Linked DNA regions of Homo sapiens: region 2 is linked to region 1. Evidence: read pairs that join two places in POLR2A ChIA-PET (ENCODE). Cell type or tissue: GM12878. All regions are shown on one strand. Links, peaks and the distances in the headings refer to the core of each region. The heading gives the core; the rest is flanking DNA.

The links. Peaks named below come from ENCODE experiments on the same cell type or tissue, not always from the same donor. Only the 100,000 strongest peaks of a DNase experiment are listed, where the experiment ranks them.
Region 2: POLR2A ChIA-PET joins it to region 1 with 6 read pairs; 1 of 35 experiments calls an interaction of 5 or more read pairs at or near these places.

What each region holds. Positions count from the first base shown.
Region 1 is chr5:160,460,876-160,463,743 of GRCh38, forward strand. No RefSeq gene overlaps it. Among named protein-coding and RNA genes, the nearest start is that of MIR3142HG, 5.9 kb to the right of the region's middle. RefSeq lists an enhancer at 1,560-1,639. In GM12878, for the core only: no CTCF peak of the experiment used is centred there; a DNase peak (open chromatin) is centred at 1,506; H3K27ac peaks cover 1,273 bases.
Region 2 is chr5:160,842,021-160,844,999 of GRCh38, forward strand. The region is part of intron 1 of ATP10B (ATPase phospholipid transporting 10B (putative)); the gene reads right to left. Among named protein-coding and RNA genes, the nearest start is that of ATP10B, 8.7 kb to the right of the region's middle. In GM12878, for the core only: no CTCF peak of the experiment used is centred there; a DNase peak (open chromatin) is centred at 1,381; H3K4me3 peaks cover 638 bases.

The sequences.
Region 1 (2,868 bases), core at 80-2,579:
AGCTGCAGGCTATATATTCTTCTTTTTTAAAAAAATTATTTATTTAGAGACAAGGTCTTGCTATGTTGCCCATGAAGGACTCAAACCCCTGGGCTCAGGCAACCCTCCTGCCTCAGCCCACGAGATGCTCAGATTACAGGCTTAATCCTGGCGAGGCCCCATCTTCATATTCAACACTATCCAGGGGAAGAGAGAGGGTTTCTTCTGGAGACTCTTCACAAACCTCTGATTGTTTCTGTCTTATTGGCCTGAATTGGGTCTTGGGTCCTTTTCTGAAACAATCATCACTGTTTGGAAGAATGGTTTAAGCCAGTGGTCCTTAACCTTTTTGGCAGAAGGGACTAGTTTTGTGGAAGACAATTTTCCCATGGACCAGGGCAGGGGGATGGTTTCTGGGTGATTCAAGTGCATTACATTTATTGTGTACTTTATTTCTATTATTATTACATTGTAATATATAGTGAAATAATTATGCATCTCACCATAATGTAGAATCAGTGGGAGCCCTGAGCTTGTTTTCCTGCAACTAGACCGTCCCATCTGGGGGTGATGGAAGACAATGACAGATCATCAGGCATTAGATTCTCATAAGGAGGGTGCAACCTAGATCTCCTGCATGTGCAGTTCACAATAGGGTTCGCGCTTCTATGAGAATCTAATGCAGCTGCTGATCTGACAGGAGGTGGTACTCAGGCGGTAATAGGAGCAATGGGGAGCGGTTGTAAATACAGGTAAAACTTGGCTCATTTGCTCTCTGCTCACTTCCTCCTGTGCGACCTGGTTCCTAACAGGCTATAGACCCATACTGGTCTGTGGCCTAGGGGTTGAATCTGGAAAAGTATTAGGAAGGGAAATGGATGCTAGACAGCCAGTACATAATAACTGTCCACCAGAATAATCAACTGTTTATTTATGGACTACCTCCTACACGTCAGAATGGCTCTAAACATTTTACATGCAGCAACTCTTTTAATCCTAATAAAAGCCCTGTGAGGTACGAATATTTTTTTCTTTTTTCTTTTTCTTTTTTTCTTTTTTTTTTTTGTGATGGAGTCTTACTCTGTCGCCCAGGCTGGAGTGCAGTGATGTGATCTTGGCTCACTACAACCTCTGCCTCCTGGGTTCAAGTGATTCTCCTGCCTCAAACTCCCGAGTAGCTGGGATTACAGGCATCTGTCACCATGCCCAGCTAATTTTTGTATTTTTAGTAGAGATGGGGTTTCACCATGTTGGCCAGGCTAGTCTTGAACTTCTGACCTCAAGTGATCCAACCTCCTTGGCCTCCCAAAGTGCTGGGATTACAGGCATGAGCCACTGTCCCCAGCCTCCAATATTTTTTCTGTCCCCAGGTTGAGGCGACAGAGGCAGACAGAGACCAAGTAGGTGGCTCATTTGGCAAGCAGAAGTGAAGGGATGGCAGCCAAGCAGTCTGCATCCTCCAACCCTCTGGTCACAACACTGTGCCATGGTTTTTACCAGACTCAGGCTGGGAACCACAAGAAGTTCTGCTCTACGTAATCATTTCCCTAATACTATTTGCTGTAAACTGTATTTTCCCTTGAGATGCTTTTGAAAGAAGATGATGTTCCCATATTGCCCTAGATCATTCTACTTGGTTGAAAACTTTTGGGTAGTTTTTTTAATACTTTCATGCTTTTAGAATGCATGAGAAAGACAACCACTGTTTGCCTCAAATTACCCTTAAATGGCACTTATCTCTGCTCTATAAATATTTACTATCTGTTGGTGCATTGGATCTATGTTTCTAGTCTTTTGTCTGTAATGTTTTACTAGCAGCATGGCTAGTGTTGTTTTTCTTCACCCAGAGGTTTTGAAGAGGCAGAGTTTGTAGAGGGGGAAGCAGGTTGGGGGGAAGATGTCTATGAATCCCTGCTTTCTGATCTCCTTTCCTTCCCTTATATTTCCTCCTGCCTCTCTCTCTTCCTTTATCTATCTTTCAAACTAACAAATTCCCCCTTTTTATAAAAGTCTAATATGGTTAATTTTTTTTTTTTTTTGAGATGGAGTCTTGCTCTGTTGCCCAGGCTGGGGTGCCGTGGCACGATCTTGGCTCACTACAACCTCTGCCTCCTGGGTTCAAGTGATTCTCCTGCCTCAACCTCCCAAGTAGCTGGGATTACAGGCATGTGCCACCATGCCCAGCTAATTTTTGCATTTTTAGTAGAGACGTGGTTTTGCCATGTTGGCCAGGCTGGTCTTGAACTCCTGACTGAGTGATCTGCCCGCCTCGGCCTTCTAAAGTGCTGGGATTACAGGTGTGAGCCACTGCGGCTGGCTTTAATTTTTTTTTTTTTTTTTTTTTTTTTTTTTAATGTAGAAAGCACAGATGAGAAAAGGTAAGAAAGATCTCACATAGTCCCATCTTCCTCTTATCTTTTTGGTGTGCTGTTTTGCTTTTTGCACAGATACTAGATGACAACAACAAGCATTTCATAGCATTATTTTCCCTTTCAAAAGACAGCTAGAAGGTTTAAAAAAGTTAAGTATTCTTTAGCATCGTCATTTAAAATAGAGTAAATGTGCTTACGTTGCAGATGTGCCATAATTTAACCAATTCCCAGTTTGGGACAATTAAATTTGTTGCTAATATTTTGATGTTAAAACAGCTTTACTCATGAACATTTTTTGGCTAAATCCTTGCCCACGTTATCGGTGACTTCCTTAGTTTGCTGGGCAAGGATGTGTTCCCTTTGGTAAGTCATGCCTGCCTTTCCTCTGTTCACCTTCCAGGTATGGCAGTCTGCAATGTTAGTATGCACAGAAACTCATGGTGCCCTTGTGTGCCATCATCAGTACTCCAGCCCCTGTGGACTTCTGAAGGAGAGGATGCTGTGCTTCTCTTATAGG
Region 2 (2,979 bases), core at 180-2,679, 380 kb after region 1:
GGCCTACAAGGATTTCAAGGGCTCATGAAACATTTATTAAAATAGGCCACAGGCTAGCCATAAAGCAAGTCTCAAAAAAATTTCAAAGACTTGAAATGATAGACATGTTTTCAGACCATAATAGATATAAGCTAGAAATAAGTAACCAAAGGATAACTAAAAAACATTTTCCCCTAAGTTTGAAAACCAAGCAATAACTTCTAAATAACCCATGGACCAAAGAATAAATCAAAATGGAAGTTTCTAAAATATCTTAAATTACATGAAAATGAATATACGGCATATCAAAATGTATGGGATGCACCTAAAGCTATGATTGGGGAAACGATAGCCTTAAATGCCTATATTAGAAAAGAAGAAAGGCTAAAAACCAATTGTTTAAGTATATTTTACAAGAAGATAAAAAAATAAAGAGCGAATGGAACCCAACAAATGTAAACGGAAGAAGGTCAATATAAAAAATATAGCAGAAAGAATTTTAAAAATCCAAAATTTGGTACTATGAAAAAGCTAACTGATAAAACAGAAAAAAGAGAAGAAACAAATAACCAATAACCAAAGGAATGAAGGGAACTTAAGGAATATTAAAAATTCAACTGATATTTTAAAAATAATACCATTGGAAGATATGAGCACATTTGTATCAATAAATTTAAAAATTTATTTAATAATAATTCTTCTAGGATATAGCCCTAGAAAAATAAAGCCTCTTTTTTATAAGAAGAAACAGAAAATCTGAATCATCCTATATTTATTAAAGCAATTGAATTCATTATTTAAAACATTCCCACACACACACACACACAAAAATCAGGGCCCATGTGGCTTGGCTGGTAATTTCTTCCAAGAGCTAAGGAGTACCATCAATCTTATACAAGTTGTTTCAGAAAACATAAAAATAGAAAACACTTCCCAATTTATTTTATGAGGACAGCAGAGCATTGATACCAAAAGCAGATGAACACCTTAAATAAAATGAAAGAAAAATCCAAAAGTATATTATAGGTCAATCTTTTATAAACATAAAAGCAACAATCCTAAACCAAATATTTCCAGACAAATCCAGAGATTGATAGAAAGGCTAATACATAATGACCAGGTGGCATACATTCCAGGAATGCAAGGCTGGCTTCATGTTAGAAAAGCAACTAATATATTTCAACATAAAGAGGTTTAGAAAAAAGAGGAGATAAGTCATATAATCACTTCAATAGAAGTAGCTATGTGTATATGTGGGAACTGGTAAGGGTTAAAGTGAGTTGGGGATATGTTTAGTTTCAGTTTAGTGAAATATTTTTAGTGGTTTGTGGTCAGCCTTGAGTACTTAATTGCCTTACCTACTGAGTACTTACTGAGTAACTAATTGCCAGCTTTCCAAAGGTAGAAATGGCTTCTAGGTATACCCTATTGCCTGCCTCGTTGATTTAGATGTCAACAAAGAGGAGTATCTAAGCAAACACGTAAGTTACTACCAACAGAGCATTGACAAAAAAAAAAAGCTGTTAATGAGTGTTCCAATTCAAAGAGCACTTAAGCTTACCATGCAACTTAAAAGGAACTGAAAATCTGCAGTTCATTAAAAAAAATCTGATAGAGATTTCCCCAAATTTGACAAATTGTGAACCTAAAGAAACTTTTCTAAACTATATTTAAAAAGTTTTGATCAAACATACTGTAACAAAGACCAATCTATCTCTCCATAAAAAATGAGAATACAAAATTGTTTTGAAGGGGCAATTCAAGAATGTCCAGCAAAAGGACATAGGAACAAAACAATGCAGGGGTGTGATGGGCAGTGAATTCATATTATTTTTCTCAAGTTTTTTTCATTTTGTAATATTTGGGGTTATTTTTTAGCTTTAAAATTTTATACTTTTCTGTAATTTATTTTCTCATTTTTAATAATTACTCATTTTAAACTTAAATTTGTTTAGTATTATTTTCTTAAGTAGAATCCCCAAAATTGAATTAAGCTTTACAAAGTACAAAAATCTGTATATGCCTACATTTACTAGTATTAAAATAACTTCAAATATTAAGGGTTATTTTGAGTAAAACAACTGATACTCTCCAACAACCATGGTGGGAATGTAAATTGGAATAATTAATTTAGAAAACTGTTTAGCAGTATCAGTTAAAGCTCAGCAACTTCACTCCTAAATACATACCCAACAGAAATATATATATATACACACACACACATATATGTGCTAAAAGATATGCCAAAAACTGTTCATAGGAACATTCTTCATAATTGCCCCAACCTGGAAACAATCCAAATTTCCATCAAGAGTAGAAAATGTACGTAAGTTGTGGTGTACTCACATGATAGAAAACCACACACAAATGAAAATTAACAAATGACTATTCCATGAAGCAACAAAAATGAATCTCATAATGAGATTTCTCAAACTTTCTTAGCTCCCTTAGTGTCGTAGGAATTTTTTCACAGGTGCCACCACACCAAAAGAAATACATAATAGTTCTGATTATGAAGTAGTAAGGTCCCAATAACTTAATAAATACTTTGTTTTTTTTTTTTTGAGAAACAGTGTTGGTCTGTCGCCTAGGCTGGAGTGTAGTGGCTCCATATGGGCTCACTGTAATGTCCACCTCCCGGGTTCAAGTGATTCTCCTGCCTCAGCATCCTGAGTAGTTGGGATTACAGGCATGCACCAACATGTCCTGATAATTTTTGTATTTTTAGTAGAGATGGGATTTTGCTACTTGGCCAGGCTGGTCTTGAACTCCTGGCCTCAAGTGATCTGCCCACCTTGGCCTCCCAAAGTGCTGGGATTACAGGCATGAGACACTGTCCCTGACCAATACTTATGTTATAATAACTTAGCGGTCATGTTAAAAATACACATAAATTGAAAGAAAAAAACTGATATTTTTCATCCTTAAATAACCACAAGAAATTACTAATAGGATTTGTGTGCCTGTTGGGCATACCAAAGCTTCTTGAATATTGGAATC